Linked DNA regions of Homo sapiens: region 1 is linked to region 2. A link is a loop called in an ENCODE intact Hi-C map of the cell type or tissue named here. Cell type or tissue: Calu3. All regions are shown on one strand. Links, peaks and the distances in the headings refer to the core of each region. The heading gives the core; the rest is flanking DNA.

Region 1 (14,615 bases), core at 1-8,000, 65 kb before region 2:
CAAATGAAGATATGATAAGACCCAGAAATATGACTTTCTTTCGGGAGAGAATCTCTAAATGAAAAAAATCATATGAGATCAGGCTTTATATGTACCATCAAAATCCTAATTAAATCAGCCCTAATCCAATCACAACTCTAATCCAACTCTCTCCATCTCTTCCAGTTGAATCACTGTCTCCAATTCTACTAAACTCTCATTTACCAAGTTATTGGCCCACAAAATGTGAACATTTTGCTTAAAAATGTTTCTTTGTGGCTTTTAAATAGGAATACGAAAAAAAAAATGCCCACATGTCAGAAATTACATTTTAAAATAAAGTAACATAAATAATGAAATCTACTTCAAATTTTTAACCTGAAAATGACACATTTTCTAATATAAAAAACTAGTGCTTTCTTTGATGTTTTGACAAGTGAGAATATAAAAATAAAGTGTCTAGCCCTCTACCAACAAAATCTTGATTTTAAATGAAGACATTCTAGGGCTTAGAGAGATTATTTCCTGGAGACAGCCTCCAAATGAAATATCATTTGCTGATGGTCCAGGCTGGGTTACTGGATAATGTCATAAGTTACTCACCTCTCATCTAATCTAATCACATAAATACCTCACCAGCTGACCAGTGTACTACTGCGAAGACAATTAAAATCAAACATATTAAAAATAGTTAAAACTAAAAAACTAAAATGTAGAAAATAGAGATAGAAAAAGACATGCCAGGCAAATTCTAATTTAAAAACCTTGATGTAGCAATGTTAGTTAGCAAAAGTATTCTTAGGTTGAATAACATTAATAGGGACAAAGAAGTGCATGTATTATATTACGAAGAAAAATCCACTAGGAAAATTACTATCGGACATGTATGCAGCTAATGACATAACTTGAGAAAATATGAAGCAAAAGTAAGAAAAAGTGACAAATCTAAAATCATGGTGGGAATTTTTTTAAGATAAATTTCTCTCAGACGAGCAGATCAAGCAAACAACAACATTGATCTACTATATAAGTTATATGTGTGTACATATATGTGTGCATTATATATGTATGCTTATTGTATTTCTATGTGCATGTAAAAAGTTCACTGTAATCAGAGCAGAATATATATTCTTTTCAATAAACATTGAATATTTACAAAAAGTAATCAAGTATAAAGCCCTCCCCAAATTTCAACAAATGCCAATGTATGCATTTCCTTTTTTATTTATTTATTTATTTTTTTGAGACAGAGTCTCACTCTGTCACCCAGGCTGGACTGCAGTGGCACAATCTTAGCTCACTGCAACCTCCTTCTCTCAGGCTCAATGGATTCTCCTGCCTCAGCCTCCCGAGTAGCTAGGATTACAGGTGCGTGCCACCATGCCTGGCTAATTTTTGTATTTTTAGTAGAGATGGAGTTTCACCATGTTGGCCAGGCTGGCCTCGAACTCCTGACCTCAAGTGATACACCTGCCTCGGCCTTCCAAAGTGCTGGGATTACAGGTGTGAGCCAGCGCACCTGGCCCAATGTGTGCATTTCTAAATGATAATAGTCTTGCCAATTTTTAAATTTTATATAAATGTTCAAAATGTTTATGTAAATGAATATGTATTCCTTTATGTTTTTGCTTTATTCCTCCCACTTAATGTGTGCTATCTGTAGCTCTGATATACTATTTAGAGTTTCATTGTATAAAAATACACACCATAACTTGTTAATTCTAGTAATTATCTTTTCGTTGTAGTGATAATTGCAAATAATGCCACAATGAACATTTCTGTAAATGTGCAAAGGTGCATGTGTGTGCATTTTTCATATATATATTTCATCAACAGGAGATGAGAGTTCTTGTTCTATAATCTCACCACACTTGATTGTCCGGCTTTTCAATTTTAGCTCATTTGGTGGGTATATAGTGATATATCATTGAGGTCTCAGTTTGCATTTCCCTGATTATTAATTCACATGTTAATTGTCCATTTGGATTTCTTCTTCTGTGAGGTATCTGTTTAAATCTTTCTATTGAATCATCTTTTCTTTATGGATTTCTATGATTTCTTAAGTTTAGGCATAGTTCTCTGTCACTTATTTGTGCTGCATATACAATTTGCCACTTCTCTGCTTCTCTTTTTGGAACCACTTTTAGAGTGGTTCAATTATCATTCTTTTCCTTTTTGCTTAATGCATGGTATTTCTTGATTATGAATGTCCCTACTTGGGAAGTCATAATGATATTCTCAGGTATTATCTTCTAAAGGTTTCATAGCTGCACATGAAATTCATTTTTGTGCGTGGCATGCTGGAGAAGGGGCCTTGAAATCCGATGGAGCAGATATTCTTACCTTGTCCCACTTTTATAAGAGTGGCTTTGCTATTCTTGGCCCTTTGGACTTTACTATAAAATTCAGGAGCCAATTGTCAAGTTCCACAAAAATACTTTTGGAATTTTAATTGTGATAATATTTAATTTACAGATTAAGAAAACATTCTTAAAAATGTAATGACATTTTTACAATACTAAGTCTTCAAATCTATTAACAGGTTATATTTTTCCATTTGTTTAGGATGTCTTTAGTTTATATTAATATGCTTCTCTAAGTACATTCATATTGTTGTCTTCATAGAAATTTTGCAAATTTTTGTTAGCATTAGTCTTGTTACTTAATGCTTAATGCTATTATAAATGGCGTCTTCCTTAAATTTTGGTTGTCTCATTGTTGCTGGTGTGTAGAAATATCATTGATTTTTATATGTAGCTATTTTAAATTCAGAGAACTTGCTAAGCTCTCTTATTAATTCAAAGGGTCTATTCAGAGATCTTTCAGATTTTGTCACATGTACAATCATGTCATCTGCCAATAGTGACAGCTTTGTTTCTTCCTTTTCTGTTTTCCTTCTTTTTTCCTTGCCTTCTTATGTTGGTTAGGACTTCCAAGATAATGTTGAATAAAAATGCTGATAGCAAGCATCCTTGTCTTTTTCCTGATCTGCAAGGGAAAACGTATAACTTTCATTATTAAGTATGATTTGGCTGAAGGTTTTGGATAGATGCACTTCATTAAGATTTTTGCCTACTATTTTTAATTTGCTGAAAGAATGATGAATTGATGAATTTTATCAAATACTTTCTCTGCATCTAATGAGATTCTCTTTAGTTTGTTAATATGTGCTATTACACTATTATTTTTTAAAGTTTCATCCTTTCATTACTGGAATAAACCCATCTAGGTCATGATGTATATATTGCTGGAATCAATTTGCTCAGATTTCAGTTAGGATTTTTCCATCTATGTTCATAAGCGAGATTGACCTATTTTCTTTTCTCATAGTATCCTTGTTGGGGATTCGTACCATAAAATGAATTGGGAAGTATTCTTTCTTTTTCTATTCTCTGAGAAAATTTATCTAAGATTGGAATATCTTTCTTGAATGTTGACTAAAATTTCTTGGTGTAGCCATCTGGGCCTCGAGTATATTTTCTGGGAAGAGTTTTACCTACTGCGTCAGTGTCCTTGAGGGTTATGGATATATTTATTGTTCTGTTTATTCTTTTGTCAGTATCACTGTTATATTTTTCTAAAAATGTATTTACTTCATTGAAATGTTAAACTGTATTGGCATAAAGTTGTTTATACTTCTTTGTTGTCTCTTTTATGTCTGCAGCATCTGTAGTGATGACTTCTTTATCTTTGTTGATATTGGTTATTTGTGCCTTCTATTTTTGTTCTTCCTCATTTTCACCAGTCTTTTAAATTTTATTAGACTTTTTTAAAAAAGCCCAACTTTTGGTTTTGTTCATCATATTTTATATTGGCTTTTTATTTCATCAGTTTCTGGTCTCTTATTATTTCTCTTCTTTTTCTTTCTTTGCTGTTACTTTTTTCTGACTTCCTCAGATGGGTGCTTAGCTCATTTAGTTTTTTTAACCTTTTTCCTTTTCTTAAATATTTATTTAAATTTATAAATTTCCCTTTTAATGCTATTTACCTGCATCCTACAAGATTTGAAATGTAGTATTTTCATTTAGTTCAAAATATTTTCTAATTTCCATTTTTTATTTTCTCATTAAAAATTTATTTAGAAATATACTTTTTATTTTATAAATTTGGGAATTTTTTAGTTATCATTTTGATATTACTAACTTCATTGTTTGTGGTCAAATAACATATTCTGACTGTTCTCAACCGTTTGACATTTGTTAAAGCTTGTTTTATGGCCACAGTTATGGTTAATTTTGTAAATTTTTTATAGAACTTGGAAAAATATATATTCTGCAGCTCGGCAGAACTGAATTTTATATGACTATTGCTTTTTAACTGCTTGATCAGTAGGGTCCAGGTTTATGCCTGTCATCCTTGGGTCTCTGTTATTCTCAAAAGTGTCTCAGCTTAGATGGTAAATGATAGGATATAATTAATGTCAAAGTTTAGAGCCACTCTTATTAAAATCTTAGATGAGTATAGAATTTCTACCAACTCAGTCAACATTCAGCATTTTGCTAGAGATCATATCTAGTTACTTAAGACTTCCCTATTTCTAAAAAAAAAAAAAAAAGAGACATGACTATTAAAAAAAGAAGAGATATAATTTTTATGATTTTTTCCTAGAAAATATTATCTACGTGGAAAATTCTAGAATTAATGGCCAAGCTAATAGTACTAATAGGAAATAAGAGGTACAAGGTTTGAAAAGGGATGTAAGATCAATAAATAATAAGAAAACTTAATAGAAAAAAATTTCCATGTACAGTACACTCAAAAAATTATAAAGTTCCTAAGGTTTTATCTAAGAAAACAGATTCATTATCTTTTTGATGCAAATCTGAAGCTTCATTGATATACATGCAACAAGATCTGAATAAATGTATAAATATACCAGTTAATTGGTGGGAATGATCAATGCAGGAGCTATGAAAATACACCTCTAATTTTCCTTTAATTTCAATGCATTCCCAATTTAAATTAACAGTATTTGACAGAACCTGACAGATTTATTCTAAAATGAATACTGAAGTTTTACTCTATAAATATACCCAAGATAATTTTGAAAAAAGTTGAATAAGTACATGGAGACTTGCCTTACCAATTATCCTAAGTATAAAGCTTTAGTAATTAAAACAATCTAACATTGGCATAGAAATGTACAAATAAATAAATGGACCAGATGAAGAGTTTAGAAAGACATCTATCCTTACATTGTAACTTAGCATATGTGAGAAAAGGATTCCAACTGAATGGGGAAAATGGTGGCAAACAACTGGATTTCTTAAAAAAAAAAAAAAGTTCTGTTTCTTACAATAACACACAGTATTCTAAATAGGCAAAACAAATAAAAGTGAAAAGCAAAGAAAACAATGACAAGAAAATATGATCTTTTTGACCCCCAAAGAATACATGGATTACTTAAATAGTACACAAAGGCACAAATCATAATGGAAAAGATCAATAAATTTGACTACATTTAATTTTTTCAAATATCAAAAAAACATAAACAGTAAATGGAGGTGGTGTGCTGAGATAAGTTATTTGCAACAATACAATAGACATAAAATTATCCCAAACATTTAAAGAACTTTTAAAAATCACTAGAAAAAGAAAGCAATTTAACTGGAAAAAATCGGCAAAAGGTATAACTGGTAATTCAGAAAACCGAAACCCACAAAAGAAATAAATCAGTGAAAAATTACTTGACTTCACCAGTAAACAAGTCACACAATAATAACAACAACAACAACAACTACAATAATAAAATAAAAGGAGATAAATCATTTTACCAAATTGCCAACAACTGAAAAGTTGACATTATCAAATGCACCTGGAGGTGTGGAGAAACAGAAACTCCTATTAGTACATAGGTTTATTAGGATAGCCACTAGGTAGAGCAATTTGACATTGCCTAGTAAAATTAAAATGTTGTTTCTTTATCATTTAGAAATGATAATTCAAAGTATCTACCCTAGATAAATTGTCACATATAAGAAAGAGAACACACACAGCACTGAAAGTAATAGGAAACACTGGAAGTAATGTAAATACCCACCAATAGGAAAGTGCAATAATAAAATATATTTTTATAACAGACCATATATAGTGTATGTATGTGTATGTATGTATATATACATATGTGTACCTATGCATATGTGCGTGTATGTATATATGAATATATCTTGAAACTGTTAATGTTGAATTTAAAAATTGCAGAAAATGAGGCCAGGCACAGTGGCTCATGCCTGTAACCCCAGCACTTTGGGAGTCTGAAGCTGGCAGATTGCTTGAGCTCAGGAGTTTGAGACCAGCCTGGGCAACATGGCAAATCCCTGTCTCTACAAAAAATAGAAAAATTAACTGGGCATGGTAGCCTGCGCCTATGGTCCAAACTACTTAAGAGGCTGAGGTGGGAGGATGGCTTGAGCCTTGGAGAGGGAGGCTGCAGTGAGCCAAGACTGCACCACTGCAGTCCACCCTGGGCAACAGAACCAGTCCCTTTCTCATAATAAATGAATAAAAATAAAAATTGTAGAAAATGGGCATATTTAGCCTAAAATTATTTATATGAAATAAAAATAGCAGGCCAGGCATGGTGGCTCACACCTCTCATCCCAGCACTTTGGGAAGCCGAGGAGGGCAGATCACCTGAGGTCAGGAGTTCGAGACCACCCTAACCAACATGGTGAAACCCCATCTCTACTAAAAAAAAAAAAAAAAAAAAAAAATTAGCCAGGCTTGGTGGCAGGCACCTGTAATCCCAGCTACTTGGGAGGCTGAGGCAGGAGAATCACTTGAACCCGGGAGGTGGAGGTTGCAGTGATCCGAGATCGTGCCATTGCACTCCAGCCTGGGCAACACAGCAAGACTCCGTCTCAAAAAAAAAATAGCAGATACACAAAACAGTATTATTGATGGACACCCAAACATGGACAGTGTAGCCTATTCATGACTGTAGTTGCTTATAGGCAGGGGGAGAGAGAACAGGATTTAAGATTCAGATCAGAGAAGGAATCCCATTTCATCTGAAATATTTATTTATTTCTACTTAAAAATACTTGTAGCAGGAGCAAGATTTTTAATGGATATCTGTTTTTACTACTTTATGCAGCATTACACTGCCAGGGTAATTAGGCACGAGAAAGAAGACATTCAGACTGAAAAGGAAGAACTAAAACTATCTTTATTGACAGATTGCATGATCTTATATATAGAAAGTCCTAGGTAGCTTGCTAAAAACCACTAAAACTAAAAACGAAGTCCAGCAAGGTTGCAGGATACAAGATCAATATACATAAATTGATTTCTGTGCATTAGTAGTGAACAATGTGAAAACGAAATTTAGAAAACAGTTCCATTCACAATAGTGTCAAAAAGATCAAAATGCTTAGGAATAAATTTAACAAAAGAAGTGCAAGACATATACTGGGAACTAGAAAATATTGTTAAGCTAAATGGAAAGACATTCCATGTCAATGGATCAGAAAACTTAATATTATTAAGATGGTAATGCTCTACAAATTGATCTCCAGATTGATGCAATCCTACCATCATTCCTACTGGCTTTTTTCCCCCAGAAATTAAAAATCGGTCCTAAAATTCATATAGAAATATAAAGGAACCAGTATAGCCAAAACAATCTTGAAAAAAAAGAAAAGAATTTGGAGGGCTCACACTTTTCTATTTCAGACCTTACTACAGAGCTCTAATAGACATTGCTAATTGCTATAAGGATAAACGGTTCAATGGAATAGAATTGAAAGTCCAAAATAAACCCTTAGGTTTATGGTTAACTGATTTTCAACAAAAGTTTCAAGACAGTCAATGGAGAAAGAAAACAAATGGTGCTGGAACAACTCGATATCCACATACAAAAGAATGAACTTGGATTCCTACCTCACAGCATACACAAAAATTAAGATTGATTGTGAGCCTGAATGTGAGCTAAAACTATAAAACACCTAGAAGAAAACAGGAAAAATCTTTATGACATTGAGCTGGGCAATAACTTCTTAGACACAAAGCCAAAAGCACAAGCAACAACAAAAATTGATAAGACGGGCTTCATCAAAATTCAATTCTTGTGCACTTCGAAAGACATAGTCAAGAAAGTGAAAAGAACACCTGCAGACCTGGAGACCACATTTTCAAATCATATATCCAGTAAAGGACTTGCAACACAGTAATAAGAAAACAAAGAATAAGCAAAGGATTTGAATAGAAATTTCTCCAAATATATATATGAATGGCCAATAAGCTTATGAAAAGATGTGCAATATCATGAGTCATTAAGGAAAGGCAAATGAAAATCACAATGAGGCCAGCCTTGGTGGCTCGCACCTGTAATCCCAACACTTTGGGAGGCCAAGGTGAGAGGATTGCTTGAGCCCAGAAGTTCAAGACCAGCCTGGGCAACATAGTGAGACCCTGTCTCTACCAAAAATTTAAAAAAAAAATTAGCCAGGCATGGTGATGTGCACCTGTTAGTGCCAGCTACTTGGGAGGCTGAGGCAGGGGGATTACCTGAGCCTGGAAGGTCGAGGCTGCAGTAAGCTGTGATTATGCCACTGCACTCCAACCTGGGCAACAGAGTGAGACCCTGTCTTAAAAAACAAAAAATTAAAAACCACAAAAATTACGACTTTTTACCTGCTAGAATTGCTGTAATGAAAAAGACAATAACAAGTATTGATGTGGATGTTGAGAAATTGGAACCCTCATATATTGCTGGTTATAAATGTTACATTTACTTTGAAAAACTGTGTAGCAATTTCTTAAAACGTTAAACATGGAGTTATCACATGGCTCAGCAATTATACTCCTACGTATCTACCCAAGATAAATAAAAACACGTTCACACATAAACTTGTACATGAATGTTCATAACAGTATTATTCGTAATAGTCCCAAAATGAAAACAACCCAATTGTCCATCAAATGATGAATGGATAAGTAAAATGCAGTATATCCATACCATAGATTATGATTTGGTCATAAGAAATAAAATACTGATATATACTACAACATGGTTGAACCTCAAAAACGTGGAGTAAAAGAAGCTGGACACAAAATATTACCTATTTTATTATTCCATTTATATTAAATGTCCAGAGTGGGCAAATCTGTAGAGATAGAAGGTAGATTAGTGGTTGCCTGGAGTTGGGGGTGGAAATGAGCTGTGAATGCAAATGGAACAAGGTTTGATTTTGAAGTGATAGAAGTATTCTAAAATTAGGTTTTGGTGATGGTCACACAGCATTGTAAATATACAAAAAATCATTGAAGTGTACACTTAAAATTGATGAATTTTGTGTTGTGTAAATTATATCTCAATAAAGTTGTTTAAAAACTACTTGAAGCAAATTTGATAAAATATTAAGGTTTCAGTTCTGGCTGGTTGGAATGCAGGTTTTTGTTTCTCAAAACAAAAACTCGGACACCACAAATTTGGGCCCCAATATCAAAGGAGATAAACATATAAATGTAGAGTCTTTTCATTATAGTCTTATCTTCAACTACTGACAGGTGCCCCCATCTTCAAAGGAAATGAATAGGTTCCTGTAGGAGCACTCTCAGTGATGCCTACCAGTCATACATAGCAAACGCAACTCTTCAGTGCCTGACTCAAATACAAGCCAAGAATAACTAGACATACGAGGAAAACGTTTAACATGAAAGACAGAAACAAAGACATTGTGGAAGGGCAAACTCAGAGGAAACAGACACAATGTAGAGAGCAAATAAAACTTAAAAATTCTTATAATACTTAGAGAAGAGAAAATCTGCAGCCATGGAAAATTTCAGAAATATATGATGAAAGGAATATTCAGAGAACAAAAAAAATTCCTGGAAATTAAAAATAATTGCCAGAAGGTTTGGAAAATAGTAACAAAAGAAAAAGCATTAGGAAATGGAGAGTAAAGAAAATTAGAGGATCAATCAAGAGGTTGCTGTCTTAACAGTATTTGCTGTCTACTGGTATTTCCAGAGAAGGAGAAAACTGAAAATATAGAAAGGAATGCCAAAGGAATAATGTGAGGCAATTTCACAGCAAGGAACAACATGAGTTTCTATATTGAAAATTCTAGCACAATGATTGACAAAGAAGACTTACCAATTATATCTTAATGAAATCTTAGAAAACAAGGAACAGAAGAATATGCTAATACTGTTTAGAGAGTAAAGACAGATTACAAAAAGGAACAGAAAACAGGTTTTGGATTTTTGGAAGGTAGAATTCAGCAGAACAATGTCTTGAAAATCCTGAAAGAAAAGCATGAGGATAGAACAAAGACATTTTCAGACTCAGACATGCATACTTTGGGAGAGAGTTGTGATATTTGTGGCCATCAAATAACTTTAAATTCCCTTTTTATTTTTCGGTAAACCTCCAACTTTATGACCCCTGCCTCATCAAGGTCAAAGCCGGAACTCAATTATCCAGCACCTATTGCAGTGAAGACATAGAGATATGACCTAGACTCTTCCAATCAGACATTCCCATGGAGGACTATAATGTAAAGAAATATGAGGAAGTAGATTTCATGAAGGATCTGTTCCTGGAGAAGGGCAGTGAGAGACAGTGACCTTTCAGAGGCAGCAGTAGCTTAGACTCTAATTGGAAATGTCCCTTGCCCAGAGTCTTTGGTGTCTTTGACCAGAGGATATATAGGAATATCTAACTATTGTTTGTTGGGTAATCTGGATATTGTTCCTGGATACACAGGCTCCAATCCCTAGTCTCTGGTCCTGCTGAAGATTCTGTGAGCTACTTAATAATCTCTAATGAAGCTTCTAAGGATGCTTCTGGTAGATATGCTTTACCAACACAAGGGAGTAAACCAGGAAGGAGACTTGAGATGGGGGGAATCAGGATCTAACATAATAGAGAGGGAAAGGGAACCCCCAGGATTACAATGACTAGAAACCTCAAGATGCACGTCATGCAACAACCTGAAGACTCATCAGTCTAGATTTAAGTAAGCATCTGAGGGCTCCAGTAAGAATATTTCTGAGAAAAGAAATCTGATTCAGTACCAGATGTGTTTTATGCATTTAGAAGAGATTTACCTTTCTGGAAATGAATCTGGGAATGAATTAATATAAAGTGTAAAGCCAAGCAAATGAAAGAATGAGACAGTTATTAACTGCAGAATAAAGAAAAATTTATACATGTATATAGAATTCACTTTAAGCCAAAGGGGATTTTTTTAAAAAGCTAAAAAGGTTATTGAGTAGTTTACAGAATCTCTGGGAGAGTCCATGTAAGTCCAAACTTACATGCTACTCAAGACATGTATTTAAAATGTATTGACAGTCCAAAGAAGCATATATTAGATAATTCCTTAAAACTCAATGGAGTGGTGTGTCCTTGTAGATGGATTCAGCAGGAAGACTTCTGGCTCCTGCCTCTCTCTGCTGCCAGATACCACTGTTACTGCTGCAGTATCCATGCAACAGATGAAAATAAAGATGATTTGAATGAGGTTAATAATCCCATGTTCAATTTATTATATGTCAGAATGAAATAATAATGCTGCACTTAAGATGCTGGATTTAAAGGCCAAGTCCCAAACTTTGGGTTTTATGTCACAGTTTATGCTGTCCATGCCTGATACTTGCTGCCGTGTGTCTTTCTCCTTTATATCCACACTCCTCTAGATGTTCATAAAAAGAAGTCCACACCAAATATTGGCATTTGTAGGCACAAAAGGTACAGGAAAAGTTGCCCTTTAACCTTCTTTCTCTCTCTCTCTCTCTTTCTTTTTTTTTTTTTTTTTTGACAGAGTTTCACTCTTCTTGCCCAGGCTGGAGTGCAGTGGCGTGATCTCAGCTCACTGCAACCTCCGCCAGGTTGAACCTCCCAGGTTCAAGTGATTCTTCTGCCTCAGCCTCCCAAGTAGCTGGGATTACAGGCCACCACCACGTCCAGCTAATTTTTGTATTTTAAGTAGAGACAGGGTTTCACCATGTTGGCCAGACTGGTCTTGAACTCCTCACCTCAGGTGTCCCACCCACCTCGGCCTCCCAAAGTGCTGGGATTACAGGCGTGAGCCACCATGCCCAGCCTTACCTTCCTTTTCTCATGCAGCTTATGAGGAAAGGTCTGTCAAAGCTTTTGGGTCAGAGACATGCAGATATTTTGGAGAGAGAAGCAAGCACATCTCATGGAAGAGACTTATTCCCTTAAGGCAAGTGCCCATTAGAGATGAAAGCTGCTTGTCAAGTAAGACACATTCTGGAGAGCTGCCACCTCAACAGCTTGTATTAAGCACCAAATAAATGTAGCACTCATGGAGTATAGAAGATAGAATTCTCACCAAGGTCTGAGGTTGGTATAGAAGGAACCCTGATGTAGGAGAGCCTCAGATTGGTCTGGAAGGCAGAGTTTATAACTTAGAAAAGAGAAGGAAGAGATAAGTGAAGCAAGGGAAGAAAAGCATAGAGTCAAGGACAGTGATTAGGACCATTTGACTGGAACTACGTTTGTATAAGAAAATTGAGAGAGAAATTTGGGAAACAAGAAGCAATAAAGATGTGGTTTAAACACAATCATTTACTTTGTTCCCTTTCCAAACCTCACTAAAGTGACAGTAACAGGATTTTTGTTTTAAGAAATGAACTTACAAAGACAGAAAATGGTAAAGGAAAACAGGTAGTGGCCAGTTTTGGAAATTGGAAAGCAGATGGACAAGTGTAAACTGATTTATCAAACACTGGAAAGTTGAGTCCTAAATTGGCAATGAGGAAAGCCAAGAAGCAACACAATTGTCTCTACAGAACCCAAAAGGCTTAGGATGTCATGGCATTAGGTACCTCTGGGAGTGACAGTTAAAATGAGGCTAAGGAGAATTTGTTGAAATCTGTCTAACAAAACAGAGCCCTAGGTTCCCACCCTCCTCTAAGCAGCTGGATAAACTGCCCCTCTTACACCCTGGCAGAAGATTGAGCTTCATTTTTTCTAGAGTGAGGAAAAAGGTGGCCTCTGGACTGGGAATTTCCAGATACTTTTGAGAGTGTGGTTGTCATAGGGAAAATAAGTTGATAAAGTGAACTGTACAAGTAGGGTACTTTTAGAAATGTGTAGCCTCTTTTGCCATTTGGGAGGGAAGTCAGACCTGTACTCTCCAGGAGAAAGACTGAAGCATCTTTTGCATTGAATATGACCAGCTCTAGAAATATCAGTGTTAGGAGTTCACCTAGGAAACAGCCCAGTTAGAATATCATTCAGGGAAGCATAATCACTAAAACAATTCATGTACCCTGAGCTTCTAATCTGCCTTTTTTGTGCTGTACTTTTTTATATAAGGCAATTACTAAAGGCTACCAGACATGTGAGGAAAGCCTTAAATATGAAAGAGACCAAAGCAAAAAAAAGAAAGAAAGATAAAAAGGACAAAAGTCAATTTCAAAGAAACAGACCATGCAGGGAGAAAAACAAAACAGAATTTCAAAAACCATTGAGATTTTAGTATTTCTAGAGAGGTAAAAGAAGAAATGCTCCCATGAAGCAAGAATAAGACAATAAGAAAGAAAAGCAATGTACATACATGCAGGAACTCTCAGGTAACAGAAATGATCACTGGAAATTAAAAATTTGATTGGAGAAATGAAAAAGACAAAGAGAAAGGAAGTTTAGAGATAAAGATGAAGAAATTTTTTAGAAGATAAAATATAGTGATAAAGGAATAGAAAACTTGGGGGAGGGGAAAACAGGTGAACATTAGAGGTCTAATCCATGAAAGGTCCAATATCTAAATAAGAGGAGTTAATACACAGACGAAAAGGAGTAGAGGAAATCAAAGAAAGAACTAAAAAAAAAAAAATCCTAAAATTAAAGAACTTCATTTTTGAGATGGATAAAATGTAAGAATATGGGTTCAAAAAAAGCTTCTATAAACGTTGATAGAGAGACAAACAACCTAAAATAAACAACACACATAATGAACAGGTCATCTGTAAAGAACCAAGAATCATATTCATATCCTCTTCATACTCATGCTCACACCAATACCCACACAATAATTTCAAAAGTTAATAACCCCCCCTCTCCGAAATACAGAATTAAAGGTATAATTAAAATCAGAATTAAAGGTACAATTAGCATATACAAAGGAAAAAACTATAGGATAATATTTATCTCCATCTAGATGAAGAAGTATTATAACTTTCTAAACATGAAAAACATGAAAAATATTACAAAGGAAAATAAAATATTGTAAGTCAAAAACATTTTTGTTAAATAAATTTAAAGAAATACAAGTTAAATGACAAACTGGCAAAAAAAACTATTAACATATCTAACAAAAGGGTTTAATATGTAAAATATTCATGTAATTAATATGTAAAATGTTTATATAAGTAGGTAAGAAAACACCCTGGGACCCTATTAGAAAAAAACAGGCAAAGGATATGAACCAATACATAAGATGAAATCCAAAAGACTAATATTTATGAAAAAAATCAAAATCAACCTTAGTCGTTGTCCAAGAAATGTAAATTAAAACTTGATCTAACTTTTTAACTTACCAAAATTAGTAAAATATATATTTTTTCAAAGTAAATTTGATCAGTGTTCAGGATGTAAAATATATTTTTTCTTTAAAGTTTTGGCAACGTGTATTAAAGATCTTAAAATATTTAAATTCTAT
Region 2 (15,242 bases), core at 7,243-15,242:
ATTTTATTCTTTGGATTATAATTCAATAATATTTTAGTTATTCTGTTGCTTAACTTGTTTAAGATTTGGCCATTGGGAGCTGTTTTCATTGGTTCTTGTGCTCTTCTAATATAACCCCATAAATGTTCTAACATAACCTCATCAATACTTTTGTTTGTTTTGTGTTTACCACATTCTTATTTTCCAACATTCCAAGATGGCTATAGGCTCTTTCTATATTTCCTGCACAGGTCTAGAAACTTTATTTCTTCATAAGTATTGCCACACCTTTTTTTTTTAACATTATCAGATTGCAGTTTTATTAATCATCTTTAGTCTAGATTGCCTTTTGTTTATAATTCTATCATTGTTTTAATATTTTATGTTATTTGTTTTTACTTACTAATTGCTGGATTTCAACACAAAGATTTATAGGTTTTTAGAAAATATGGATATTAATTTTCAAATAAATATAGTCAGATTAAGTTTTTAAATTTTTGACCTTTAATTTTATTTCAACAAGGTCAAGATTATGCTCAATTTATTAACTTATGGAATTGTAACTGATATTTATTTGTAGCTGCACTGGGAAATTTTTGTAAATGTGTTCTACATATTGAAAAGCATTTTCCATTTGGTTTTTGGTAGTTGCAGGTTACAATGATCACAGTTGTTAAGTTTGTTTGGCAAATTCTATAGCTTTTTTTTTTTGACAAAGTCTGGCTGTCCACCAGGCTGGAGTGCAGTGGCGCCATGTTGGCTCACTGCAACCCCCACCCCCAGGGTTCAAGCGATTCTCCTGTCTCAGCCTCCCCAGTAGCTGGGATTACAGGTGCCCTCAAGCACGCTCGGCTAATTTTCTGTATTTTTAGTAGAGACGGGGTTTCACCATATTGGCCAGGCTGGTCTCGAACTCCCGACCCCAGGTGATCCACCCACCTTGGCCTCCCAAAGTGCTGGGATTACAAAGTGCTTGGCCTCCCAAAGTGCTGGGTGAGCTACCGCGCCCAGCCAAATTATATAGGATTCCTAACTTTGTTCTCTGCACTATTGGTTTCGATTAAAATGCTGTTACATTAAAAAAAAACCAACATCTCCTATGATGATGGCAGACTTTTCAGTTTTACCATCTAAGTCTGAGTCTTGGCTCTCTATGGTCAGTGCCATGTGGTTAGGTGCATAAAGTTCATTACTGTAATATTGTAATATTTTCCTATGAAATTTCTTTTCATTAACTATAAAATGTGCTTCTTTGATCCTATCAATACACTGGATATTAATATTGCTACCCTAGGTTTCTTTTGTTTAATATTTGTTTGGATTGCCTGTTCCCATAAATTGACTTTTAATCACTTAGCGTTGTTTTAAGATTGATTTAAAATGTAGAATAAAAGGGAAGGTTATGGGAGGGTGGGACGTCTAATGTAAACCCAGCCCAGTGATTACATTGGCTGGGCGCTGATTAGGTTAGGATGTTGCCCAGGTATAAAGCCAGGATCTTCGGGACCTGGCTTCATTTGGAGTTCAGCTACCAAGAGGAAACCTTCCTCTGGGTCCTGGAGTATTCGGCCTGAAATTGGGAATTTGGGAATTGCTGCTCTAGAGCGCTCCCTGCGGAGCTCGGCCGCCCGCCTCTCCCCCAGGTCTCTCCTGGCGTCCCCACGCGGGGCGCAACCGCAAGAGAGGAACGCAGGTCGCCCCACCAGCGCCCAGTGCCGCGCCAGTTTCCAGGCCCGGGCTGCTCTCGGAGCCATGAGCTGCGGCCGCCCCCCTCCCGACGTGGATGGCATGATCACCCTCAAGGTGGACAACCTGACCTACCGCACCTCTCCCGACAGCTTGAGGCGCGTGTTCGAGAAGTACGGGCGCGTGGGCGACGTGTACATCCCGCTGGAGCCCCACACCAAGGCGCCCCGGGGCTTCGCCTTCGTCCGCTTTCACGACCGGAGCGACGCGCAAGACGCCGAGGCCGCCATGGACGGGGCGGTGCTGGACGAACGCGAGCTGCGTGTGCGGATGGCGCGCTATGGCCGCCGGGACCTGCCTCGCAGCAGCCAGGAAGAGCCACGCGGCAGGTCCTGGGGCGGCCGCTACGGACGGCGGAGCGGCAGCCCCAGGGGGCGACACCGCAGCCAATCCCGGGGTCCCAGCTACTCTAGGTCCCGCAGCAGATCTCACTATGGGGGGTCTCGCTATAGCCTGTCTATCTACAGGAGATCTCGCTACAGCCGATCTCCCTACAGACGATCTCATTACAGGGGATCTCGCTACGGCCGATCTCCCTACAGTCGATCTTACAGCCGGCATCACTACAGCCGATCTCCCTACAGGGAATCTCGCTACAGGAGGTCTCCCTACATCCGGTCTTCCCGCAGCAGGTCTCCCTACCGCCGCTCTCACTCGAAGTCTGGGTCTCACTCTGCATCTCCATCAACCTCCAAATCCAGCTCTCCGTGAAGATCCAAGTCCTCCTCCATCTCCAGATCTTGCTCATGGTCCAGGTCTAGATCTACGTCCGGGAGTCCTCCCCCGACATCCAAGAGGGAATCCAAGTCCAGGTCGCGATCCAAGAGTCCTCCCAAGTCTCCTGAAGGGGAAAAAGGACAAGTGCCCTCCTAGGAAAATGATCATCAGCTAACGCGTGATGGAGGACTTGGGGAAAAGGACTCCATACTCAGTCCATGGAAGCAGAGTCACTGGAAGAAGCGACTGCGTAATGAAACGGTTGGGTGATATTTGTCTACCTGTTTTACCAGTTTGAAGCGTTGCATCAGATGGCAAGATTCATTTTATGTGCCATTTTTTTGTTTTCAAATTTTCTTGTAATTTAGTGAGGTGAATGACTTTAGATTGGATTTGGGTATTAGAGGGGAAAATTTATATTTGTCTTTTTTGCTTGTTTTTTATTTTTGAGATGTAGTCGAGCTCTGCTGCCCACGCTGGAGTGCAGTGGCGCCATCTGCATCTTCCACCTCCTGGGTTCAAGCAATTCTCAGGCCTCAGCCTCTGGAGTAGCTGGAATTACAGACGCCAGCCACCACGGAGGGCTAATTGTTGGATTTTTGGATTTTTAGTAGAGACGGGGTTTCGCCATGTTGGCCAGCCTGCCCTCAAACTCCTGGGCTCAAGTGATCTGCTCACCTTGGCCTCCTAAAGTTCTGCGATTACAGGTGTGAGCCTCTTCGCCCAGCGTGTATTTGATTCTATAGTGCTGATATTTTTGGTTTGAAATGAACAGGTTGGTAACCTAATTTGTGGCCTCCTGTCTCTTAAGAAATGTGTGCAGCCATTACACACAGCCGAACGCTGTCACGGCATTGCCTCAAAACTGCCTTCATTCCTTAAAGTTAAAAACTTACAAAAGGCGGTATAAATGTATATGTGTAATGTTATTACCTTTATATCTAACTGGTAATATGACCCAAATTTGTATAAAGATTTTTCAGGTGAAAAGACCGGGTTTTGAGCAAACACAATTCTAATCTCTTCTGTGTTTTTGTGTACCAGGCCCGGCTGCATAGCAGTTGAGTGATGCTGGTTAGCTGTTAAGGTGGCCTGTTGCAGTGCAGAGTGCTGAGCTGTTTCCTGTTTTCTTCTGATTGCTCCTGAAAAAAGAAGCCCTGTCCTGAAGAACAAATGGCTGTTCAGTTTATTAAAATGCCTGTCAACTGCCCTTCCAGTCACCCAGGCCTGGAAGAGAAATAATAGAGCATGCAGTGAGCACATCTAGCTGATATGATAATCACACCTCTTCCCCCTCCCTATTCTGTTAAATGGCAAATCTGATCATGTCAACATACATGAACTTAAAATATGGGGAATGTTATGGAAGAAATGGTTTGTAACTGTAGGTACTTACAACATGGTGTATGTTTTTGATTATGAATATTTCTTACTATAACCGTGTTTCTATCATTGAATTAAAATGTTTTCTTGGTGTTACCTTTTCTCAAAATAAAACTAGAAATATTTTGTAGAAAGTTGGTGGTTTTATTTTGCTGTTGGATACTTTCTGCTATTTGTACTTTTGGGAAAATTATGTTACCAAGTTTCTCATAGGATTCAATTATAATTAAAAAAAACTCTACAAGGTTTAGCTATGTGCTTTATTATTTTATCACAATGTAGTTTCTTTGTACACTCTTTCTTTCCTCTTCCTCCCTGTGATTTTTAACTTCTAAAGGTCTTTTCAAAGAATCAGATTTTGATTTTCGTTATTACCTATACTGGGTGTAATATTTTCTTTTGTAATTGTTTCTGCTTATACCTTTATTTTCTTTCCTTTATTTTAATTCATCCCGCTTACTGAGTTGAGTGCTAAATTCAATCATTTTTGAACTTGCTGATTTTTTTCTTTCAGTTCAATTAGATACTCCTCTTTATATATGTTATGATTTGACCTTGAATCCTGATATTAACACACCATACCAATCTGCCATAATCGATCCATCCTGGGTGGTGGAACTGATGGCCTCTGTACAGTTAAAGCTGTGGTTGAAGCCTGCGTGGCGTCACTAAGTTACTAAGGTAGCTTAAATCTCAGCATTTTGTTTGTCACACATTTGTCTTCAAATATTCTGAAATATACTGGACTCGACCACACCAGACGTTTGAAGATTTGGAAAGAAAATACCGGAAGAACCTCAGCCTCCTATTTGATGAAAACAGTAAATAATGTAATCCTGGACACGTAGGAACAATTCAGGACTTTCTGGAGCAGGAATATGAGGTTTTCATCGAAGAGAGTGTCAACACACCCTACCTGTACTTTGGCAATGTGGATGACCACCTTTCCATAGCTCATGGAGGACATGGACCTTTACATCAACTACCATCACTTCAGAGAGCCCCTATATTGGTACGCAGTGCCCCAAAACCATAGTTGGCACCTGGAATGCTCAGTCAGGGAGCTTTTCCAGGTAGTTCTCAGGGTTATGAGGCCTTCCTGTGGCACTAGATGGCCCTCATCGTGCCCACCGTGCTCATGCAGAATGGGATTCCCTTCAATAGCATGAGTCAGGAGGCTGGAGAGTTCACAGTGACATTTCCCTATGACTACAACACAGGCTTCAACTGCAAAGAGGCCATCAATTTAACCACCCAGGATGGGTAGATTATGGCAATATGGCCCCTCAGTGTAGCTGTGGGGAGGACAGGGTGGCCTTTTCCATGGACGCCTTCATGCACATCATGAAACCTGATCATTATGACCTATGGAAAAGCTAGCAAGATGGGGCCATTGTGGATCAAAGGGAGCCCAGGGTGCTGGCCAGCCAGGAGCTCATTACCTGGCAGGAGGACATTGTACCCGGACTGAAGCTCCCCTGGACCTGACTTCTTCTAGGCCTGTGGTCCTGGATGGTGGGACCTACCACTGAGCCCATATGTACAGTTGCAGTTTCCCTGGTTCCCCGTGGCAGCCCAGGAAACTGATGCCCATCCAAAGGTCATTGACCCCAGAGGCTCCCAAGAACACACCGTGGCCCACCATCTATCTTGGGTCTGTTTGCCCTGGTTCTCTGCCTGTCAACTGGAAGAGGTGGTCATGGTGGTCTTCTTCAGGAACTAGGAGCTCAGGAGGGGATCCTCTAGTCTCCCACCAAGTGGCACAGCACACAGAGCTCTTGATCCTGGGGCTTTGCCCCTACTTGGGATGGAACTTTGATAGACAAGCCTGTATCTCTCATGCCTGCATCTCAGTATCCCATCAAGGCTTCCAGGAGCTGCAGTGCCCCCATCTTCAACCTTTGGAGAGACTTTGGATCTGATGCTTTGATGTGTGCGTATCCGACATCCCCAGACAGCATGACACTGAACCACCCTGACTATGTTCCACTGATTCCTCCCAACATCATTATGATGCTGAGAAGATTCTCCAGAGATGCTGCTGGAGAGTGCAAAGCCCCTTGAACCTGGCTGAGGTTGTAGCAATGGACCATTCTTATACCTCTGGGGTCTTGGCCCCAACTGATGTTGTCAGAATATGCTGGGCCCTGACTCATCTCCTGGGGCTGAAGCAAGACAGTGCCGCACCTCTGAATTTGGAGCTATGTGCCTCTGATACATTATCTTAATCCTTTGAACCCATGGCTACTGAATATATTGCCAAATGTGGCTGTCCCTCTGACCATAACCTAACCCTACTAGCCAAAGAAGGCTCCACCCAAGCACAATTTGAGCCTGGGATTGTCTCAGTCTCTTTTACCTTGAAGAACTAATATATACCCAAGGCTACCAGAGGCTGTCTCCTGTTTATTAAATTAATTTTTCCTAGTGTGTATCTACCAAGTAAAGAAAGGAATATCCTGAAAACATATTTTAAAATCACTATTATAAAAGAGATAAACCTAAAGCTAAGTGATTCAGAATGATTGAAAAACAAAAGAATGGGCAAAACTAGATCAAGGAAAATGCAAGCAAAAGAAAAGAGGGGTGGTAGATCTTAACATAAAATGAATAAATTTCAGGTATTTCATATAAGCGCAATGATATAATATCTGTCTTTTTATTTCTAGTTGTTTCACTTAGCATGGTGTCCTCAAGGTGCATCCATGTTGCAGCATGTGTCAGAATTTCCTTCATTTTCAAGGTTGAATAATATTGCATCATATGTATACACCACATTTTGCTTATTCCAATCATCCATGGATGGACACTTGGGTTGTTTCCTCCTTTTGGCTATGTGCATGGTGCTGTTATGAACACTGGTATAAAAGTGTCTGTGTGAGTCCCTGGTAAAACCATTTTAATCATCTTTTAGAAGTTCCATATTCTTCCTTGGACATCATTAATATGCCTTTGCATCTGCCTTGACTGGAGATCTGATATATATCTGTAGTAAATTAGTTTTTAATATCATCTTAATTTCAAAAATTGTAATTAAATTAAATTTAAACGAAATTAAAATGTTAGATTAAAAGTTAATTGTGTCACTTCTCATGAATTTGGGGAAACTTCTGACAGCAACATACCTTGTACTTCTCTACCAACTATATGCACACCAACATTTATTACTATGGGGGAGAATTCATGGATCTCTCAGTTCTATCCTATGTCCCAGGTTTAGGAGTCTAGAGTTTCTTTCAATATCCCCTTATCATGGATGTCTCTGTGGCTTTGAAACAGAATTTTCATTCTTCAAATAGTCAGTTAGAGCCTGGGGAAAGGTGTGCTCCACATCTTTTTATTCCTGCTAGTGGTAACTCACTATGGGTACCATGTGGCTCTGTGGGAAGCTGGGCATGGTGACCAGGTGGCTGTGTGGAGCCAGGAAGCTCTTGCCAAGCTCACAGCCAGCACTGTACATGCACTGAAGCTCACGAGATCCCTTTACCTGGCACAGGACGGGCAGTGCAAAGTTTGTGTGCTTCTGTCAGAGTGAGCGTGGGTGGGTAGTGGGCACTGCTTCTAGTGGGCTTCCTTCTCCCTGGCTTTCTGGTCTCAGAGGCTGCCAAAGTCCTGACTGTATCCACGTAGGGTGAGCACTTGCCCAGAGAATCCAGGGGTGGGTGTCCCAGGCCCCTGTGCTGGGCTCAGGCAGTACTTGGGAGAAGGTTACCCACGGAGTTTTCCGTGCTGGGCTTGTGTTTCTAGGAGGAAATCGGGAGGGGCGGGCATGGGCTGCAGGGTCCAGAGAGGATTGTACCACAGAGGTGGAGAAGAAAGTCCTGGTAAAGTCTCATTTCCCTCCTCTTTTCCTCCTCAGAACAAGCTCCACGAGGACATGGTGCAGGCTTAGGGCCAGAAGGTTGAGATCTAGCCTAGAACCCATGTGAGTTTGATTAAGGAAAAATTATAGTTGGTAAGAAACAAGTTGGAGTAGTGTTTGAAAAACCAGAGAATTTAAGTCACTTATTGTGTTGAGGACAGAAAAGAAATGGACACATATACAGATATAGAAAACAAACAAGTTTAACAAGGTACAATGTATGCACCTGGTAATAGAGAATACTCACCTTTTTCAAGTGCTAATGAATGATTCACAAAATTAGACAATATATTAGGATGAAAACAAAACATCAATAATTTATCAAAAGAAAAAGAAAAAATCAATACCATGCAATAAAACTAGAAATTAGTTTTAAAAATAGAAAATGTAGAGATGCTTTTTTCTGAAAGGTGAATATTCTTTATTGGGCAAGCTTTAGATAAGAGGAAAACACAAGCCAAAACAGCGAAATTCCACTGGCTTTTCAAAGCTGTGGGTTATTTGACATTGTTAATTCATTGGCTCAGTCCAATAAACAAGTCCTCACTAAGTAAGCAAGACAGTTTTTATCAGCAATGTGTGCTGTGCAGAAACTAAAACAGGATTAGATGACAGAGAAGAATGGGCAGGGGCTGCCTGAGCTGTGGGTTCCGGATGGATTCACAGAGCAGGAGACCTTTTTTGAGACCTAGTTGACCAAACGGAAAGTCCAGAGCAGAATTTTCCACTTACAGGGAACAGCAAGTACAATAGACCTACCATGGAAATTAGTGATTTTCTTTTTCCAGGAATACAAAAGAAGCTTACTTGTGTCTCGGGCAGAGAGGGGAAGGGAGAGAGTCTGGGGACAGAACATGTAGAGCTTCATGTTTCAAGTTAAATGCATTATTTGGTGTTCCTTCAACTTGAAGTGAGAAGGCATCAGAAGCTTAAAACAGCAGTTGACAAGATGTGATTGACACATTTAAATAATCAGCTTAGTGGCTCTATGGAGAGTTTGCAAGTAGGAGAAGCAGTTTGACCATTTATAATACAAGTGAGAGTGACAGTTGCTTAGGCTTAATTGTTAGTTTTGAAATTGCATAGCCAGCCTCATCAACATAGTGAAACTCAGTTTCTGCAGAAGAAAGTTAAAAAAAAAATTACCTGGGTGTGGTGGCACACGCCTGTATTCCCAGCTACTCAGGAGGCTGAGAGAGGAGGATCACTTGAGCCTGGGAGGTCAAAGTTGCAGTCAGCCATGATTGCAGCACTGCAATCTAGCCTGGGTGACAGAGCCAGACTCTGTCTTTAAAACCAGCAACAAAAAGGAAGTGCACAAAAGTGGACGGAACATATTTTGGAAATTGAAAATGATAGTTTTCATACAGAAAGAAACATTCTGAGAAGAAAGCCACCTTGCTCGTTAAGTACTATCCGTAATAGGACCCTTCTTTTCTTCCCCTATCAGCATTTCAGTAGGAAATTTTAAAGTTAGAGTAATCAGAAATTGGTGCTTCTCTAAAGTTTTCAATAAACAGCAGAAAAACCCATACCTTCCTGCCTCTTCCATTCATTCAGGCAACTTTGTCTTTCCTAATGTAACAAGAGAAGGAAGTTTATTCTTTGGAAAATTCAACCTGAGAGATGAACTCAGAGACTCCAGGCACAGAGGAGGATGGAGTGAGATGCCTGGCGGAAATGAGGTTAAAGCTAACACTGACATGGTGGAATCACAAGATGAAAGCATGCTGCATTCACAGGAAGGGAGTAGCCCTAGAGAGCTGCTGGACCCACAGCACATCTTGCATGACCAAGGAATAAACTTTTATGTGATAGGTAAAAGCCTCATTGCCTCTGGACTGCAGTCGGCAGACAGCCTTCAGCTGCAGAGAGCTGCCTCACCCAAGGCCATGCCTCTTCCCAATTCGGCTAACATCCCATGACTTCCCGGTAGTGGAAGATAAAGCTTCACCATCTCTGCTCAACCCAGGACAACCTGCAAAGCCATTTGAGCTCCAGAGCTCCCTGCAGGATCGGCTGCCTATCTTTGGCTCTAACCCACAGATCGACATTTCCCTGTGCTCACACCTGCTTCCCCCTCCTCCCTTTCTCAGATACGGATCCAAAGGACACTCTTTAAGAAAGATCTTGGTGCTGACGTCTTAGAGTATGCTCTATAGTAAACCTGACCTGCAAGTGTACTTTAGGTTTGTGTTTAAATGGCATATTTCCTTGAGAGAATAAAGATCAATCACCACCCTGCTGAAATTATATTCCTTCTTTGCATGGTTATTCAGTGATGTGAGGAGATTGAAATGGCCATTTGGGAATCTCAGCTTCCTATGTATGGCATTATTGTTGTGACTCCATTGAAAACATGTTCCTTTGAACACCAGAAGTCATGAGGACAAAAAGCAAACATCTTACATTGGCATGATGAATGAGTCCCTGTTTTATGCCTGGATTTACTGGAACCATGCACTCTGGCTCTGAGAGGAACAGTCTCATGTCCAGAGCAATGGTTTCTCACATGCATTGCTAGTGGGAATATGACATCATACAGCCCCTTTGAAAAACTGTGTCAGTCTTCTATAAACTTGCACACTCATCTGTCTCTGGCAAATCTCCTTCTAGGTATCTGCTCAATTGGTAAGAATGAAGAACTGTGAACAATCCATATATCTCTGAAAAGATGAGTAGAAAAACTATAGTGTATTAAAATATTATTCATCAATTGAAAGGAGTGAACTGCTGGTGCATGCAACAGGATAGATGATCTCACAAACATCCCATATGGGAAAAGTAGCAAAATCCAAGTGAATACATACTGTATGATTCCATTCCTATTCATTCCCAAATCAGGCCATAGTCCCCTGCAATCATAGAACTTAGAAAGTGGTTGCCTCTGGTGGCAAGTTGGGATTGGCTGGAAAGCTTCTGTCCTGCGAGAATCCTATGGGGCTGTGCTAATGTTCTACATCTTTTATGTGTTGATTACATGGGTGTATATAATTTTTAAAACTCACTAAAGTGGAGACCTAAGATCTATGTGTTTTACTGCCTGTATCTTAAACTGGAGAAAAGCAAATAGGAGACAAGACAAGGGCAGCTAGAAAAGTAAGAACCATCTTACTAAATTCTAGAAAGCTCAATCTTGGGTTAGCATGCCAGGCAAGTAGTTGTTTACTCTATTTTTTGTTGTTTTTATTGTACCATTATTTTTCACCGTTTCTTTCTTTTTATGAATGCATTTGATCCTCGGTTGGTTGAATCCACTGCTGCTGAACCCAGAGGATATGGAGGCCTGACTGCCTTCTGTGACCAAGATATCTATTCATAGACAGGAGTACATGTGAGCCCCAAGCGCTATCCATGTCCAAGCATTTTCAGAGCAACATTTTTTGTAAGAGGTCAAAAGTAGAAAGGAACTAAATACCCATTAAAAACGCAAACATTTATACCATTGAATAAATTACAGCAAGGAAACAAGACAAAGTACAGCTGTACAGAAGAACATAGATGAGGGAAATGCCACACAAAAAATACATGAAAATACATAAAACACAATTCTATTTATATTTATATAGGGTCATAACATTTTCAAAATAGACAATATTTTAATTAATTTAATTTGTTTAGAATTCTTAGGAAAGAGAGCTTTGTCACTTCTCAGCTGTTTGTTTACTTAATCTTTAATTTATATCAGTATGAACTCATAGATATTTATTTCATATTTAGGATTATAATTCAATTTACATATTTTCTTGCTCAATTTGTTGGAGATTTGGCCATTGGGAATTGTTTTCCTTCTGTCCCACTGGAAGTAACCGCATTTTTTATTGTGTGTATTTACGGAGTTTTTATTTTCCATGGCTACAAATGCTTTGGGCTCTTTCTGTATATTACTTGCCCAGGTCTAGAAAGTGTTCTTTATCAATACTTCCACTTATGTATTTTTTCTTTAAAAAACTATCAGATTTTAGTTTTATTAATCACCTTTTAGTATACATTTTCCCTTTTATCTTTCTATCATTACTTCTATCTTTCATTTTCTTCTGCAGAATTTTGTTCCATTTTGTTTTTACTCACTGCTTGAGTTCAAAGTGAAGATCAATAGGATTTTAGAAATGTGCATATTAATTTTCAAATAAATATGGATTCAAATAAATTTGGATTCAGGTTTTGTATTGTTGACTTTCAATTTCATTTCATTTTGGCCAGTATATTCATTTAATATAATTTTTATTTGATATTTACTTTGTAGTCCTATATTGGTAAATTTATCTATTATAAACGTTACCTATGTACCGAAAAGCATTTCACATTTGCTTTTTAATTGTTACAATCTCTATCCTCAAAGTTCTTAAGCTTGTACATATTACTAAACATTAATTTTCTGCTCTACCTTATTGGTTTCTGAAAGGATAATGTTAAACACACACACACACACACAACTCCCAGCACGATTGCAGATTTTACTGTTTGACCTTACAACAACTCTCAGTCTTGGCTTCAGTGTGTCACTGTTGTGTGGTTAGGTGCATAAAGTTCATCCCTATAATATTTTTCTATGAATTTTTTTTCGTTAACTATAAAATGTCCCTCTTGGATCTTATATATACACTGGATATTAATATTGTTACCCTCGGTTTCTTTTAGTATTTATTTAGATTCCCTGTTCCCATAACTTGACTTTTAATCACTTAGCATTGTTATAGGATTTAAATGTAAAACAAAAGGGAGAGGCACAAACGGGTGGGATGCCTAATCTGGACCCAGCCCAGTGATTACATTAGCTGGGCACTGATTGGGTTAGGATGCCGCCCAGGTATAAAGCCAGGGTCTTTGCAACGTGGGGCTGCATTTGGAGTTCAGCTACCAAGAGGAAACCTTCTCTCTGGGTCCTGGAGTATTTTCATCAGGAATTGTGAGTTTTTGGTGGAAGTTAGGTCATTTTATTTCTCTGTTGGAGCACTTTTTGATATTTGTCCTACTGAGAAAATTATTCTCACTCAAGTTGCTCATAAGTTTCAGTTAAAATTTTTAAAACATCTCAGCAAGATTTTTAGCTATGCCCCCTAAGTTATCTCAATTGTTTCATTTGTATTTTCTTTTCTCTTCATGCCTATGGCTTTTTACTTCTCACCATCTTTTTAAAAAGTCAAGTTTTAGCTTTTTGTCATCATTCCTATTGGAGGTTCTGTTTCCTTTTGCAATGGTTTCTGCTTGTGTCTTTATTTTCATTGTTTCCTTTGATGTTAATGCATCCAGTTTCTTGAGTGGATTGCTTAATTCATTCCTTTGCAAACTTGATCATTTTCACTCTTAGTTTGATTAGATGCTGCTCTTTTTCTGTTTTATTATTTGACCTTATATCCTGATGTTAACACAGCATACCCTTTAGTTTAGCTTAATACTAGCTGAGTATTTCTTTTGTCTGGTTATACATGTATTTTCAAATATTCTGTATTTTGTGTTGTTATTTAGGTTTACTGATTTGATTTCCTAGAAGAGACGCCCGGGTACAGTGCAGTTACCAGCAACTGGGGCACCCAAGCCTGAGAATCAAGAGAAGCCTCACAGTGACACCCCCAACTGAGGAAACTCACAGAGCTGCAGGTGGAGCTGGGACTCCAGCTGGGGTGCCTGCCCCACTGGGACATATTCTATTTTCTTTGGACAAAAAAATACTGACTACAGCAGAGTCCCCCTGGGAAGTCAGAAGCCTCTGAAAGATCTCACTTGTTCAAAAGTTCAAGTGTGAATTACTCCCTCACAGATAAACCAAAGTATTTTGAAAAAACAAAGCAGAGAAAAGAAATTCCTCCCCAGCACTCTCAGGCATTTGGAGGACACCGAAGAACTTGGGAGTCAGCTGCTTCTTGTGTGCAGCCATGAAGTCTGTGCACTCCAGTCCCCAGAACACGAGTCATACCATCATGACGTTTTACCCAACCATGGAAGAATTTGCAGATTTCAACACATATGTTGCTTACATGGAGTCCCAAGGCGCACACCGAGCTGGCCTCGCCAAGGTAATTCCACCCAAGGAATGGAAAGCCAGACAGATGTATGATGATATTGAAGACATCTTAATAGCCACTCCCCTCCAGCAGGTGACCTCTGGGCAGGGAGGTGTGTTTACTCAATACCATAAAAAGAAGAAAGCCATGAGGGTGGGGCAGTATCGCCACTTGGCAAACAGTAAAAAATATCAGACTCCGCCACACCAGAATTTTGCAGATTTGGAGCAACGATACTGGAAGAGCCACCCCGGTAATCCACCAATTTATGGTGCTGATATCAGCGGCTCCTTATTTGAAGAAAGCACTAAACAATGGAACCTAGGACACCTGGGAACAATTCTGGACCTGTTGGAGCAGGAATGTGGGGTTGTCATCGAGGGTGTCAACACACCCTACCTGTACTTTGGCATGTGGAAGACCACGTTTGCTTGGCACACGGAGGACATGGACCTTTACAGCATCAACTACCTGCACTTTGGGGAGCCCAAAACTTGGTACGTGGTGCCCCCAGAACATGGTCAGCGCCTGGAATGCCTGGCCAGGGAGCTCTTCCCAGGCAATTCCCGGGGCTGTGAGGGCTTCCTGCGGCACAAGGTGGCCCTCATCTCGCCTACAGTTCTCAAAAAGAATGGGATCCCCTTCAATCGCATGACTCAGGAGGCTGGGGAGTTCATGGTGACTTTTCCCTATGGCTACCATGCTGGCTTCAATCACGGCTTCAACTGCGCAGAGGCCATCAACTTTGCCACTCCACGATGGATTGATTATGGTAAAGTGGCTTCACAGTGTAGCTGTGGCGAGGCGAGAGTGACCTTTTCCATGGATGCCTTCGTGCGCATCCTGCAACCCGAGAGCTATGAGCTCTGGAAACACAGGCAAGACTTGACTGTTGTGGATTACATGGAGCCCAGGGTTGCAGAAAGCCAAGAGCCGAGCAACTGGAGGGAGGACATAGCACTTAGGAGAGCTGCTCTGGGCCTGAGGCATCTCCGGAACCACATAACCAGCTGTCCCACACGGACTGTGGCCCCAAGGCTCTGTTACAACCCAAAGGGCGGTGGTACCGATGCTGTGCCTGGATCTGCAATCCAAGCCCTGGAGACGTCAGCCTGGGTTCTTCCCCCTTCCACTGGAAGGTGGGGTCCTTGTCGTGGCTGTGGTCGTGGTCGAGGTCGTGGTCGAGGCCGTGGTCGTCGTCCTCGAGAACTGGGGACTGAGGAGACAACTGTTCAGTCTGCAGCTAAGAGGCGCCTCTCAGTGGGGACAGGGAGCAGAGCTCCAGGCCGCAAACCTCAGCTCCAGTTCGCCGATGAAGCTTTGACAGACAAACCCGCACCTTTGAGCGGTGGCCTTCCGCATTTTGCAAAGGCTTCTGGCTGCTGTTGTGCCCCTGATCTTCAACCCCTGGGGCCCCCACTGGATCCTGATGAACCCATGCACCCTGGCCCCTGCCTGCTATCCCTCGACAGCACTGCTAGTAGTCTTCCTCTTGTTGTCCCTATGACTCCTCCCAGTGTCACTGTGCCTTTGATTACATTGTCCAGGGA

The links. Peaks named below come from ENCODE experiments on the same cell type or tissue, not always from the same donor. Only the 100,000 strongest peaks of a DNase experiment are listed, where the experiment ranks them.
Region 1: a loop joins it to region 2, with 3.0 times the contacts of the local background. A loop is called at or near these places in 4 of 110 quality-filtered maps.

Annotation. Positions count from the first base shown.
Region 1 is chr11:94,978,026-94,992,640 of GRCh38, forward strand. All of the region lies in intron 2 of KDM4D (lysine demethylase 4D), which reads left to right. Among named protein-coding and RNA genes, the nearest start is that of KDM4D, 12 kb to the left of the region's middle. In Calu3, for the core only: no CTCF peak of the experiment used is centred there; no DNase peak of the experiment used is centred there.
Region 2 is chr11:95,035,859-95,051,100 of GRCh38, forward strand. KDM4F (lysine demethylase 4F) reads left to right here and starts at 13,564. Exons shown (of 1, transcript NM_001413755.1): 1 at 13,564-15,242. The coding sequence starts at 13,564. It overlaps LOC107984375 (a long non-coding RNA gene), which reads left to right and starts at 3,108. Exons shown (of 2, transcript XR_001748334.1): 1 at 3,108-3,149; 2 at 3,487-4,105. It also overlaps the pseudogene SRSF8BP. RefSeq lists a silencer at 14,852-15,016. In Calu3, for the core only: no CTCF peak of the experiment used is centred there; no DNase peak of the experiment used is centred there.